5 separate regions of the Homo sapiens genome follow, and regions 1, 2, 4 and 5 are each linked to region 3. Evidence: chromatin contacts called from ENCODE Hi-C data. All regions are on one chromosome and are shown on one strand. The core of a region is the stretch at or near the end of the contact, and the rest is flanking DNA. Distances in the headings are between cores, read along the strand shown. Region 1 holds the start of LINC00265 (long intergenic non-protein coding RNA 265). Region 2 holds the start of LANCL2 (LanC like glutathione S-transferase 2). Region 3 holds the start of UPP1 (uridine phosphorylase 1). Region 4 holds the start of SEC61G-DT (SEC61G divergent transcript). Region 5 has its middle 180 kb from the start of INHBA.

Evidence for each region. Hi-C counts contacts between places; a loop is a spot of excess contacts on that map. Pooled maps may share reads with other maps.
Region 1: a pooled map shows a loop between it and region 3 (16-fold over the local background). The contact joins the promoter of LINC00265 here to the promoter of UPP1 in region 3. A Hi-C loop is called at or near these places in 4 of 50 pooled maps.
Region 2: a map of ascending aorta shows a loop between it and region 3 (11-fold over the local background). The contact joins the promoter of LANCL2 here to the promoter of UPP1 in region 3. A Hi-C loop is called at or near these places in 2 of 168 maps with a recorded cell type or tissue (CD4-positive, alpha-beta memory T cell and ascending aorta) and 9 of 50 pooled maps.
Region 4: a pooled map shows a loop between it and region 3 (19-fold over the local background). The contact joins the promoter of SEC61G-DT here to the promoter of UPP1 in region 3. A Hi-C loop is called at or near these places in 5 of 50 pooled maps.
Region 5: a pooled map shows a loop between it and region 3 (17-fold over the local background). The contact joins the enhancer-like site here to the promoter of UPP1 in region 3. A Hi-C loop is called at or near these places in 6 of 37 single-sample maps with no recorded cell type and 8 of 50 pooled maps.

Annotation. Positions count from the first base shown.
Region 1 is chr7:39,732,222-39,735,001 of GRCh38, reverse strand. It overlaps LINC00265 (long intergenic non-protein coding RNA 265), which reads right to left and starts at 1,434. Exons shown (of 12, transcript NR_026999.1): 1 at 958-1,434. RefSeq lists enhancers at 1-210, 1,402-1,481, 415-1,614, 1,772-1,841, 1,932-2,031.
Region 2 is chr7:55,364,087-55,366,786 of GRCh38, reverse strand. It overlaps LANCL2 (LanC like glutathione S-transferase 2), which reads right to left and starts at 1,450. Exons shown (of 9, transcript NM_018697.4): 1 at 558-1,450. The coding sequence starts at 761. RefSeq lists enhancers at 1-225, 256-715, 1,336-1,525 and a silencer at 846-1,265.
Region 3 is chr7:48,087,905-48,090,604 of GRCh38, reverse strand. It overlaps UPP1 (uridine phosphorylase 1), which reads right to left and starts at 1,340. Exons shown (of 9, transcript NM_003364.4): 1 at 1,187-1,340; 2 at 241-417. RefSeq lists silencers at 776-965, 1,306-1,645 and enhancers at 746-1,275, 1,786-1,995, 1,808-2,337.
Region 4 is chr7:54,757,868-54,760,567 of GRCh38, reverse strand. It overlaps SEC61G-DT (SEC61G divergent transcript), which reads right to left and starts at 1,255. Exons shown (of 3, transcript NR_110040.1): 1 at 1,044-1,255. It overlaps SEC61G (SEC61 translocon subunit gamma), which reads left to right and starts at 1,357. Exons shown (of 4, transcript NM_014302.4): 1 at 1,357-1,410. RefSeq lists an enhancer at 219-1,154 and a silencer at 1,388-1,707.
Region 5 is chr7:41,880,346-41,883,045 of GRCh38, reverse strand. No RefSeq gene overlaps it. Among named protein-coding and RNA genes, the nearest start is that of INHBA, 180 kb to the right of the region's middle. RefSeq lists an enhancer at 1,058-1,607. Within about 2 kb of position 1,310, at least 12 of the 41 ENCODE cell types and tissues checked have a DNase peak (open chromatin) inside an H3K27ac peak, as active enhancers do.

The DNA of each region.
Region 1 (2,780 bases), core at 185-2,684, 8.4 Mb after region 3:
TCAAAGTGCTGGGATTACAGGTGTGTGCCACTGTGCCTGGCCTAGGGTAAATCTATATATAAAAAAACTGATGCCTGGAACGGGAAGGAGACTAGCAAATTAAGGTACAGACCTCTCAAGATCTACTGGAGGGGAGAGTGAAGTGACCAGGGTAAGAGAGAAGCAAGCTGAAGCCCTAGGAATTCCAGAAGTGGGAGGTGAGGTGGAGAGAGGAAGACCAGGAAGCCAGACTAGCTTAAAGAGGAACGAGTTAACAGAAGAATAAGCATTATGACCCAACACAGAATACAAATTTAATAAGAACCCATTTTCTTTATTAAAAATTAAAGACATAATGGCCATTTATTAAAAGCCATGTGTTTGGCACTTTTTGTAGTGGTTTCACATAATTCTAGGGGCATCCCACTGAAGAAGGGTTTACAATCCTCATTCTACAAATGGGGAAGCAGAGGCTCTGAAGGATCTCCTTGTGAATTGCTAATTAGAAGCTCTGGAAATTACCTATGTTCTGACTCAGCCACTTCCTCACTGTGGGACCTGGGGCACGTCACTTCATCTTGAACCCTTGAAAGACACCTGGCAGCTGAGCGACCCCTCTGACTGGGAGTCACAGGACTCTAGGGGTTCTAATGTCCCTCCACTGCACTGTCCCCCTGCCCCCTGCATTCTGTCAACCTTAAACAATGAAGTTCAGAAAATGTAAATAAGCATAGAGTTTATTTAAACACAAAGATTGAGGATGGCCATCCAGGAAAGCGCTGACTCCAAACAAATGATGTCAGCGTTTCCAAGGTGAAGTTAAGGTTTCAATTATATAGACGGAGGCAGGGACATTCCAGCAGGATTACAAATGTGCATGCAAGTTGCATACCTACAACGATGTGGTTGGTTTCAGATTGCTACATTCCAAGGAAGATTATGACTGTGAGGAGGGACAATGATCTAAAGGGGTCTTACCTTGGATGCTACTTGGTCTTCTTAATTATTTACAGCGGAAAAAGGCAGAGGTTGCATCTGCATGCCACATGACTCAGGCTGCATAGCCACATTCCTCTCAAGGCTCGGGATCATGTAAAGTTCCAGCAGCTTTAAGTTGTAATTCTTTTAAGTTTGATTTAATTTAACAGTTCCAAAATCCCTGTTTTACAGGTAAAGAAACTGAGGCCAGCAGCAAGGGCAGGTCTAGCATCCAGGTTCCCTCTTAAGTACCTCTGATTCTGAAGCGGAACCTGCTTACAGAACATCACGGGCGGCTTCAGGGTCTATATAAGAAAAACAGATGCCCAAGCGGGAAGGAGACTAGGAGGCCGTGTTGAGAAAACCAGACCCAGCCACTGGCCTTGAAGTCCGGATGGAAGCTTGGCGCTTGCCTCGCCTCGTCTTCCTTCCGCCCTGGTGCTGAGCGGCTAGTCCAGAGCCGGCAGGATCTGCGCTTCCGGTTTCCGGGTTCTCCGGGTGTAGCCGCCTCTGCCCCGGGGGATCCCCTCTCCTCCAGCAGGCCGGGGAGGCCTACGTGGGCGGCTTCGTTGCAGCCAGCTTGCCGTTGTCACGGAAATCTCCTCCGGCGTCTCCAGGGACCACAGCGGGAGAGGAAATAGCCACCAACGAGATAGCGGGGGTCTCGTGACGTCACGGTAGCTGGGCAGGCTTCACAGCGTTAGCCCGCGAGCTCAGCCGATCCCTGGAGTCTCAGGCCGGGGGTTGGGGTTCTGCTACAGGGCGAGGAGTAAGAGTGGCAGTCTGAGAGACGCAGCTTCGTCGCCTCCAGGGTGTCCCAAGGCACCTCCTATCAAGTTCCTCCAAAATGCACCTCTCCCCTCCCCCTCACGTGCTCCTCCTGAATTCCATTTCGATGCAGGCACCGCTGTCTACTGTAAGAGGAGCGGCCCTTGGGTGGGGGAGAGTGGAAGAGGAACTGTCGTTGGCAGAGAAGACTTCAGGAGAAATCCGGTCCCTGGCTTTCGCTTCTGCAGGGCCAGGCCGAGTGGGGTTCAGGCAGCGATGGGAGCTCAGGAGAAGAAGGGCTTTTCCTAACGGGGGAGGGTGGGAAAGGGAAGTGCCACCCTGGAAAACTGCTCCACTAGTTGCAGTGTGCATGGCGGGAAGGAGGAGAATTGGCTAGAGCTGAGCTGCAGGGAGCCTGAATGACACCTTGTCTTGCTGCAGATGGCCCCAAACCCTGCGGTGCTCTTCCGCAGGTGGTCATAGGACCTGGCTCAGTCCAGCTTGAGGAGGGTCCCCGGAAGGAAGTCATTCCTCCTTCCCTTCTCAGAATTAATAAGAACCAACTATGAGCCAGGTCCTTTTCCAAGGCCTGGGGATGCAGTAATGAATAAGAGAATAAGGTTCCTGCCCTCAAGGAGACTGGCTCTAGGACGTGTTAAAACTTAAATTCCAAACTCTCCACCCCAGCCTCTGCTCTGGAAGTGATCGTTTGTACTGAACAAAGTGAACAGATTATAACCAGACATGGCCCTAGAAAGGGTATCCATTCTTGATGGTGCCCTGACCATATCTGGAAACCTGCTCCTTTGCAGTGCTCGGGGCTGAGGTCTTTGGGCCGCCTCCTGAGGCCCCAGCTTGGTGTCCATCCTGTCCCATCCTCTCTGTATGTTCTCTTCACCTTCAGTTTCTGCTTCAAGGATTCCTCCAGAAAGAACGGGGCTGGGCTGGAAGTGGTGTATCCTAATCTCTCGTCCCCAGGAAGGAGTACATGGGCTTGAGACTTACAAGGTCTCAGGGTTTCAGGCGTTTGGAGGCTGATCAAGAAAAAAGATAGA
Region 2 (2,700 bases), core at 201-2,700, 7.3 Mb before region 3:
TTTTCTGTTGTTAATCTGTTTTATGTCAATGTAACGCTCTGACCCACCTCGCGACACTAAGAAAGTCAAGTTTGGCCTCCCCTTACACCCGCTTCCCATTTCTGGGCACACAGACAGTACGGACAATGCTTCTTTGTCGGCGAGAGCCCAGGGACCAGATATGGCCAAGGAAATCCAGCCTCCAGGCCACTTCTGAGGAGCAGGTAGCCGGCGGAGCGCTCCGCCGCGCAGGGGCGGGAGGTGTCCGCGGGCCTCACGAGTGCACAAGCCCGCATTGCGAAGCGCCGCTCGGGCCAAGAAGGAAAGCGCACTGTCCGCGTATTTCAAAGGCGCGTTGGGGCCAGGAGGGCCGAACTGCTGGAACGTGGTTCATGCAGCTGAAGCCCACGGACCCTAAGCGCGGCTCATCGGGAAGGCCCGGAGACAGGTGCTAGGCGCTATCATCCCGCGCCCTCCCAAGCCCGGCGCGCGCCTGTGACGTCACGCCTGGCGGAAGGTGGACGCTACCACCGCCGCGCTCCCCCTCCGGCGCCTCTGCGGCCAGGCCGCCGACTCACCTTCCCGTCCTGATGAAAAGGGAGGCCGGGCTCATCCGTGGTCGCCGGGGGACGAACACAGCCTGTCTCTTCGGCCGCTCCGGAGGCGAGCAGCGCCCCGGCGGCGGCCTCGTAGTCCGGGAAGGGGTTGACGAACGCCCGTTCCTCCATTTCTGCCTCCCCTCCCAGGTGGAGCTTCAGCCTCTTTGACATGGTCTCGCCCATCTCCGCCGCGGTACGGCGCGCGGGCGGGGACAAACCTCCTGTCCCGGCGCTGCAGCTCGCCCCGCCGCCGCCTCCTCCGAGGGCCCGCGCAGAGAGCGTCCTCTAGGAGGAGCGAGGCCGCGCGCTGGCGGGAGGAGCGGGGCGTCTGAGCGTGCACTGCCTCGTCGCGGGCTGCTCGCACATCAGGCGGCCGCAGAGGCGGTGGGCGCTGTGCCTCTGCCCTGTTCCTGGCGCCTTTGCCCTGCTCCCGACGGAGAGGAGCGGGCTCGCGGGAGCGCCCAGCGGCTCACAGCCTGCTCGCGCCTCCTCGCACCTTCCCCGTGGCCCGCAGAGCCCGTCCGCGGCGACGCGCACGGCCGGGGCTGGAGTCCCGGGGTGGGGATCGCTGCGCCCGGCCAGCCCCCTCCGCGATTTCCAAAGAAAACCGAACGCCCGCTAGGGCCACGCTCCCGCGGGGAAAACCTGTAGAGAAGAGGTCGCTGTCACTCAAGGTGTGTGCGCGTCGCCGACCGGGGCGAGCTCAGCCCCTGGCGCGCCGTCGTCAGCCTGCATTTCACCGGCCCCTGCTGCGCCAGCCCAAAGGAATAGCAGCAGTTCTTTGTTTGATATTAAGAAGAAAAAAAAAATCTCTTCTAAAGAACAGAATTTCAAAACAGTCTAAAACACTGCAAGGCTAGTCTCCGAGGGATGGGGGAGGGAGACAGTCCCTCCTATTCATCACTGTTGGAGGGGGGTGTCTGGGAGGAGGAGCCACAGGCCTTTTTTTTTTTCTTTTTATGTTTTATGTTCACTCCCTTTGTTTTGAATAAATGGACATCTTTGATACCGGGACATAAAATGAAAGCATACTTAATTATCCAAACATTTTATCGACCAGAAAGAGTCCTCCAGTGTTAATTGGCAAAGATCATAGTATGTATTATAAAAAGGACACAAGCAACCAGATCTTTACATTTATGTAATCGTGATGTGGTTTACTTCAGTCTTCATTGGTTCTCTTTATTTTTATTTGTTTGGACCAAATACGTGTAATGATTTCTGCTCCTTGAGGAAAATGTCTTATTTCCGTTTTCTTCCGCTCAGTAAACGTTGATTGAGCACCAAATGGTACTAGGTGATGAAGAAATAAGAGATTAAAAAGATAGTTTTGGCTCTCTGGGGATTCCCAGTTATTGGGTGAGAAAAGCAAGGATTACAGCATAGCTGATGTAGGTGCTTTTCTGGAAGCAAGCAAAAATACACGTTAATGTAAAAAGTGACATGATGAAGAAAAACACAGTGCCGAGCACAGGGAAGGCTCGGTTCCTCCTGCCTCCGTGGCCTCGGTGGAATGATGTGGGAAAGTCTGGCTTCCCACTACCTCTTCTAGTGTCCCCCCAACCCCACAGGGCTGGACATGTGAAACACACCCCACCAAGAACATGACCATGGGAAGGTACAGTGTAGAAGAAAATCATTTTAAAGGGGGTACTCAGCATAACTATCTTCAAAGTTCAGGGAAACAGAACAGATACAACAGGATGAGTGTTATAGCAGCATCCCTTAGCTCCACTTTCCTGCTTTCCCCTTTCCTGGGGTCTTTTCTCCCACCAAATTTTCATACCTAGACGGTGTAGGAAAATCCACTCCAGGAACTACTGATGCCGACATGCTCTAGGAGCCATCCTTATCCCACCACAGGGACTTAACTAGACAAAATAACCCACGGTGATATTCCCCAAAGTCTGGGGAACTATCACGCCTTGGACAGGTACAGCAGAAACGTCCACTGCGGGCTTTGTTAGGCTAAGCCTAGTGAATTCTCAGCTCTCCCTACCCAGGAGGGAGGTGAAGATTGTCTCTTCTTCCTGCAGTCTGCTGGTGGATAACTGGCAACTGTTGGCAAGTACAGAAACCTGTCCTAAAGAAAACCAATATTTTCAAAAGCTGAAAAATCGAA
Region 3 (2,700 bases), core at 91-2,590:
CCGCGGTTACAGCCAATGAATGGAACCAATGGTCTTTTTAACCAGAAGACCCCAGGAAGGCAGAAAATGAGCCAAAGAAAGGCCAGGCAGGGGACAGTGGGGAAAGGAAACAGGGATGGAGAAGCAGAGAGGGAAGTGCAGAGACAGGTCACCCAGGCGCCTGGAAACTGCCTCTATGGCCTTCACGGGAAACGGCCTCTTTCTACTCCGGATCCCAGACTGTGTTTCTTTGAAACTGACCGTCAGAGGAGAGCGGCTGGAGGCGGACAGACGTCTGCAGTGGGAGGCGCTCCAGGCGTTCCAGGCAGTGTCCTGCCGGCGAGTCACCCGCGACCGCGAGTCACCTCACCAAGCCCTGAATTGGGACAGGAGACGAGACGTGTCGACGAGCTGCGGAGTTCCTCGCTTCTCTGGGCCCTGCCAGGTCCAAGAACAGGTTGCCATATAAAAGAATCGTGAAGGGACCCCCTTCCCCATGCAAATTATGTCATATAACGCATATGCCTGTGAAGTTTCTCTGCGGAGCTGCCAGATAACTCGATGACAATATTTTATGCGGTAACATTTTGTTAAATGTTGACTCGATGGCCACTTGACGCCATCTGAACTCTGAAAGCTCGCGTAACAATCATCCTCCAAATGAAATTTTACCCCCTTCTCCCTTTAAAAGGCGGTGGGGACAAAACATCACTTCGTCACTTAAGTCACCATCTCCTTCCTCTTATCTGGGGCTCCCAGCATAGTTCTAGGGGTTCCCGCACTCCCCGCCCGGGTTTGGGCTGCGAGAAGCGCCCGCCTGCGCCCTGCGGGACCTGACCCTGCCGGCTCTGGCTTCACCCTCGCTGCGCCTCGGCCCGGTGGGCTCCCCGCCCAGAGCCCCGCGCGCTCCGTCGCCGGGACGTGGGAGAGGTAGGCACGGGGTGGACCCGAGGAAGCACATCCCGCCCGCGCGCTTCCCCCACGCCCACCTCGCTCCGCACACACCAGCCCCAGAACCTCCCGGCCGCGCGCCCGCCTCCCCGCGCAGCCGCGCCGGGCCGCTCTCTGCTCCTCTGCAGCTCACAGCCAAGGTGCACCAGAGCCTCCGTCACCGCCCCTACAGGTAAATGGGCACGTGGCCAAGGCAGGGGACGGGCTAGACCCCTGGGAAGAGAGAACGGCGGGAGCCGGGCCGCGGGCGACTCACCACTCGGCCTGCGCAGAGAGCCGCTACACCCGCGGCGCCATCCTCGCACTGCGACACCGGCGACAAACGCAATGCTCCAGGGCCGGACGAAGGGACGGCTCTCGGGAGGCTCGCAGACGGCGGGGCGCGGGTCTGTGCGCCGGAGCACTCGAATGAGGGAACCACCTGCGAGGTGAATCTCATATGGAGTCTGCGAGCGGCCCCGCCCTGCCCGGGGGTTACCGCTAGGCTCGGGCCCCGCCTGCCCTGGGCCGGCGAACTCAGCTGACCGCATCCTGGGCCATCCCGCAGACAAGCCCCGCCCGCCCCCACCTTCCTCTGCCCCTCTGGCCCCGCCTCCCCCGCCTTCCTCCTCTCCACCCTCCCGCGAAGGTCCCGGGAGGCTCAGCCCGCAATTGCTTCTCGCCTCTGCAGAGCAGCTGGGCAATTGTAAAGAACCAGCAGCCAGTTCTGTTACTCATTAAACAGCCCCTACTACAGAGGAAATCTTCTTACCCACGTGGTCCTAACCTGGGGCGGAGGAAACCGGGCTAGAAGCGGCTCTAGGACTAACCCAAGGTCACGCCGCCAGGCAGGATCCCCGGTCTGTCTGTCTGGCGGTGGCCCCGCGGCTGGGGCCAGCGGAGAGAAATGACAGCGTGGAACCAGCCCTGGCCCGGTGGTCGGGAATGTGGAGCTGGCACTGTCACTGTGTGTACCCTGGATCTCTCTGGACGGCCTCGGCTTCCCCCCTGGGGAGTTTCTCTGGGACCTTCCTGATCCTGGGAGTTCCCGCTTGCTGGGGCAAAGCCAGGAGCTCGCCCGAGGAGGGGAAGTGACTCATTCACTTCGAGTCGCAGCTAAGTGGCCGAACTGCCTCAAACCGGCGCTGCACTCTGACCCCCAGGGGCCGGACCTGCCTGCCCCCGGCCGGTGCCCACTCTCCGTCTCAGGCGTCTTTCCTGGTCCTCTCCCTGCTTCCCGAACGCGCACTCTGGTGAGAGCACAGAGCCTGGGAAAGAAGACGACCTAGAGGCCCGGGCAGCCCAGCACCTCTGTTACTTGCTTCCTAAAGGGAACTCCAGTTCCTGAGAAAACATGGGGTTGGGCCGGGAGTGGTGGCTCACGCCTGTAATCCCAGCACTTTGGAAGGCCGAGGCGGATGGATCACCTGAGGTCAGGAGTTCGAGACCAGCCTGCCCAACATGGTGAAACCCCGTCACTACTAAAAATACAAAAAATTAGCTGGACGTGGTGTCGCGTGCCTGTAATCCCAGGTACTAGGCAGGCCGAGGCAGGAGAATTGCTTGAACCCAGCGAAGGATGCAGTGAGCCGAGATCGCGCCATTGCACTCCATACTGGGTGACAAGAGTGAAACACACAAACAAATCAAGGAAGGAATTAAGGGTTTTATTGAAAATGAAAGTACGGCCAGGCGCAGTGGCTCACACCTGTAATCCCAGCACTTTGGGAGGCCGAGGCGGGTGGATTACAAAGTCAGGAGTTCAAGACCAGCCTAACCAAGATGGTGAAA
Region 4 (2,700 bases), core at 6-2,505, 6.7 Mb before region 3:
TTTTTTTGGAATGAATTATTTTTTTGAAAATTATTTATTGAGCATTTACTGTGTTTAGCACTTTACTAGATGCTATATTATACCCACTTGGAGCTTATGGTCTAGTAAGGGGATTTACAGTGTAGGGAGACAGACCGAGGAATAAATAAATAAATGTTAATACAAATGCTATGCAGCAAATGAAGAAGGTATTGTGAAAAAGGAAAAAAGAGCATGAGATAGACAGGATTGCCTTAGATGGTCACTATAGGCCTCTAAGGAGATGACACATGGGCTGAAGTCCCAGGGATGAAGAACTAGTCAAACGCATCTCAGTCTGTTCAGAATTTAAAAGTGACTCTTAAAGCTAAGGCAAGGTATGTGTAGTGTGTATGGACCACCTACAGTCAGATATACGGAGGTGTGTGACCTCTAACCCTGACCCACTGAATCAATATCTGGAGGTTCTGGGGTTACAAATTTCATTTACTAAAAAACTTAACAGGAGATTTCAGTTACTGAAGAAGTTTAAGAAGCACTGAGAGTTGTAACACGTCTTAATGTTCCATCAGCTCTTCCTGAGTTATATTGTTCCTCAGATCCCGTTATGCTCCATTGCTAAAAGGAAACATGGCCGGGCGCGGTGGCTCACGTCTGTAATCCCAGCACTTTGGGAGGCCGAGGCGGGTGGATCGCGAGGTCAGGAGTTCAAGACCAGCCTGGCCAATATGGTGAAACCCCGTCTCTACTGACGGTTTCAGCCATCCGGCGGGGGGTTCCTGGAATGCATCCTTGTGGGTAAGTGGGGAGCTGTGTGTACATTATGACCACTCCCGTAACCAAACCTAGCGTTTGACAAAGGCCTCAATTACAGCGGCATTCATTACCGTGAATGACAGCCAAAGTCAAAGTTTGGGGTGGGGATACTATTTTGAATTAGGCCATAACATTATATTGCTCATAAGCTTCATTTCGACCAACATTATATACATACAAAAAGTATGTACCGTAAGGACACACATCAAGCTGGACCGCAGGAAAAAAAACCACAACTTAGGATTTACCTAGTCAGCCGCTACTAGAGAGCAAGCACCGCGCAAGGCCGCTGGGGCTCGTGCTGTGGACGTGAGTGGGTTGAGGTCGGGCTGGTGGGGTAACCCGGGATCCAGCCGGAAAAAAGGGATAACGCTAGACTCACACTCCTAAGGAAGGCCAACGCCCCAACTAGCGAGCTCCGCAATGCATCTCTTCCAGGAAGCGTGGCCGGGCGCACGTCGCGCTGCGCTTGCGCACTGAGGTTTCGCGTAAGGAACCAATAGGACGGAGGAGTGGGCGGGCTGTTGGCAGAAACCCGGATTCCGGTTCCGGTGGGCCTCCATCAGCAAGCTCCAGTGCTACGTGTCCCTGGCATTTTAGGTGTCGGTTGGGTAGGTGAGTTTCTTCCCACCGGTCGGTACGGGCGAACGGGGCGGCCACACCTTTGCGACTCTTGGGGGCAGCGGGCGTGGGCGAGCCGGCGTGTCTCCCCGGGCGGCCGTCGCGGGGCGGGCGGTAAGTGGTCCCCTGGCTCAGGGCCGGGGTCTGGCCGCCGACATCCCACCAACTCGGCCTCTGGCGGAAGGCAGACCCAGGGCCGCGGACTCCCGGCGAGCTGGGTGGCCGGCCCGCGGGGCTCCAGGGCTTAGCGTCCTGCCCCGGCGTCTTCTGTGCTGCAGCCAAAGATGATGTCCTGCTGCCCGATCCCTTCGGGGTTGGCTCTGTGTGCTGTTGTGGAGTCCTGTCTGGGAAGAGCTGTACTCAGCTCTGGTCCTGCCGCCGCTTCCGTGGTTTAAAGTGAGAGCATTGGTCTAGAGTCTAGTTCGAGAGATCATAGTTGGTTTTTGGATCTCTACCCCTGACATTGAGTGCGGTATTGTGTGTAGCGTGCGTTTTTCTGGATAAAGAATTCTTAGCTTCCTTCGTGACAACTATGATTACAAAAAGTTTAAGCCCTTTGGATTTCAAGAGCAAAGTTGAGTGAAATACTGAGAAAACAGACATTACTGTGTTTTTGCCCCCAGAACGTTGCAGAATTCCTGGTGTTTCATTGACATTATTTCATTTCGTTGTCCACACCCTACACTAAGGAAGGCAACTGGGGCTTACAGAGGTTTACATTCCATAGCCAGTGATTTGAACTACCACCTGGCCACTGTTCTGAGTACTGGAAATGGAGGAAAATACAAATAACACCCTGGCTGCTTTACTTACTATAGCAGTGGCTCTCAAAGCTAAGATCGGATAACATTTCTATTGGGTAATAGATTCCTCAAAAGAACCTGTATGGTAAAATATATAGCCCTGTTTCCTTAAAAGATGTGTTCAAATCGAAAAGTTTGAAATTTAGCTAGTAGCTTCTCAGAATTTGCGTCTTCCTTTAGCCATTCTTTATACTTTAGAAAAGTATGTTGTATTGGCACGTTTTAGAAAAATCAAGGTTGAAATTCACGTTTGCCTCTATTCTAGGCTCTTGCAGCACCGTAGTTGGCATTCACTGTACAAGACACTGGCTTCTGCGTAGTTTAAAATAAAATATGGAAAGTAATTGTTGGATCTCAACACTGATGGTTCCTTAGGAGCGGTGAGGGGACTGTAGAATGAGAAATGGATGGGACTGCAGAGTGAGAAAAGGAATGGATGTGTTACCAATTGCGTAACCTTTTTTAACCTTTTAATAGAGAT
Region 5 (2,700 bases), core at 61-2,560, 6.2 Mb after region 3:
GATCGAGTGCCTGGCGGGGAGTAATCCCTAGACTGCGGATCTCAAATGTTTGGTGGGGTTTCCCCTACTGCTGGCTTTCATGTTCTCAGGGCATCATTACTGCGGTGGTGCAGCCGTAATGATGGGAAAGTGCCTGCTTTCTCTTTTCCCCCAGGGCCCCAGGGTCATATCTATGGGCTGGCAGACATGTTTTCTCCTTTCTCTTTCCTGTTTGCATTCACCTTGTGATTTTACTGATTTGGGGGTTCAGAGTGGGAAATCAGGCCAAAAATATATACATTCGAGATTTAAAAACTGAGTTATATCCAGCTTCCCCTTGCAATTTGAAATTATACTCCTCTTTCCATCTCTGTGTAAGTATGGGTTTTGACCAGTTTACGGAAAAAGTATATATTGGATCAAAAAGAGGCAATAGTTGGGTGTGACCTGGGAGCCAAAGTATCTAGACACATCTTAATGGGTGGCCTCATTCGTAAGAACAAAGAGAAAGATCCCTTGCTGACTGAGTAGAGGAGAAACAGACATCCTCTGGAGCTGAGGCTGGCAGGGGACGCTACAGCGAGCCGGCCAGTATGAGTTCACAGCCCAGGTCACACACCCTCCCCTCTGCTTGGCAGCAAGCACTATGCCTGGCACAAGTTATTAAGTGTTGTTCAATGTTTTGGATAAATTAAGAGGGGCAAGTGCCAGACTAGATGGTGCCACATTTTTAACTCTGTCCTCTTCCAAACTGTAATCATCTTGGTTCCACCTGCTAATTACCATTCGAATGTATCCCTTCCACTACAATGGCATTGCCTCGCCTCTGATCCTTGGCTTCTACAGCTATTTACTATTACTCCAGATTGGGGTCCTCAGCTGCAGTCAGACCACCAGATAGATCTGTGAGTCCTCAGAGAAAGATCTACCTGTTAGCTAATAAACTAATAAACTTCAGCTCAGGGCCTCACTTGCACGGTCCCTTACAAGAGCTGGGGGAAGACCTTGCAATGTGTTCACATGGTCATATATTTTTGTAAAATGTATTAAAAGTGAGCTATATTTAGCCATAATTGGTTAAGACTGCTTCCCCTTTCTGTTTCGACTTCCCCTCTGTGCACCTACTGTTAGGGTGTCAGCGTCGTCACCAGCACTTTGGGGCCCCAGCTAAAAGGAAGTTGAGTTGCGAATATATTTAGTTTGGGTTCAGTAGGGGATATTTTTGTGGTTGGTAGTTGTTTCTGAATGCAGTTAAGTTATTACTAGTCATCCTGGTGTAGGAACGGCTTCTAGGAATACTCCTACGGCCCCCTGCACTGACGCACCCAGCCTCGTGACAGGAAGTGGAGGGTCAAACGTCATCTGGTGATATGAATTTGTCCTGCAGCATCTGACACCAGACGTTTATGCAGAATCAAGGAGAAGCAAAGTTTGAAATATACAAAGCAGGAAGCTGGTCTCTGGAAAATTCTTCCAAAGTCAGATATGTAAAATCGTAAGCAGAGGACTTTGTTTTCAATGACAGCTAGTCAAAACAGAAGTTGTCTCCTTTCAGGAATATAGCACGCCATGCTGTGTATACAATTATACAGGCCTCATACATTTTCCTTTCCTCCTTGATGAGAATTCTGCAAAAGAGATTTATTGGAATTCTCATGTTTTAACCTATGGTTGTGGTATTTATCATCATTCTAAAGTTCTATTTTTTTTGAGGTTTATCTTCTCATTCTAAATAACTGTTCAGTTTTATACCTAATTATATATTCTTGGTTTTGAATTTTTTTGCTTAAGAAGGGCTCCTCAAATTGTATAACATCAGGTTCCAGAAGATCTGTGTAAGCCACTGACTGTCCCTGGGGTTGTAGTCAGCCTGGTCTTCTCTTTTTTCTAAATTGAGACGGAGTTTCACTCTTGTTGCCCAGGCTAGAGTGCAGTGGCTCTATCTCGGCTCACTGCAACATCTGCCTCCCAGGTTCAAGTGATTCTCCTGCCTCAGCTTTCCAGATAGCTGGGATTACAGGCATCCACCATCACACCCGCTAATTTTTTGTATTTTTAGTAGAGACAGGGTTTCACCATGTTGGCCAGGCTGGTCTCAAACTCCTGACCTCAGGTGATCCACCTGCCTTGGCCTTCCAAAGTGCTGGGATTACAGGCATGAACCATTACGCCTGGCCAGGCTGGTCTTCTTAAAGCAGAAGGCTAGTAGGTGACGGCCCCCTAATTGGAATACTTTGACAACCTTTATCCTTCATAAACTGACATCCACTGCCCTCCTCCTACCTTTCTCATGCTATAGACCAGCCATGTGCACACTGACAGCTCCTGGGACACACAGCTTCATTGTTCGCCCCTCACCTCCTTTGACCATGTGGATCCCTGTAATCCCAATGACTACTTCAGTATTTGTTAGATAATCTTCTGTTTGTCTTTCAAAATACAGCAAAGGCAGAAAATAATGCAGGTGAGGTGAAAACCTGCCAGCATTAGAGTTGGCATAGGGTAGACTGCAGGGCCATGAGTGTTCACAGCTGGCCTCCTTGAGCCAGCCTTTGTAGGCTTATAGGGCCTGGAGCTCAACCATCAGTGGGAAATCTGGCATATACCCCTGGTGCCTGGCCCCTTTCTTGACAAAGAGTGAGTGCCAAATCCGTGTTGTGAAAGGCATCCATGAGACATCCCACTGTGGGTCCACCACCTAAAGCTCTGCAGCAGGAAGGA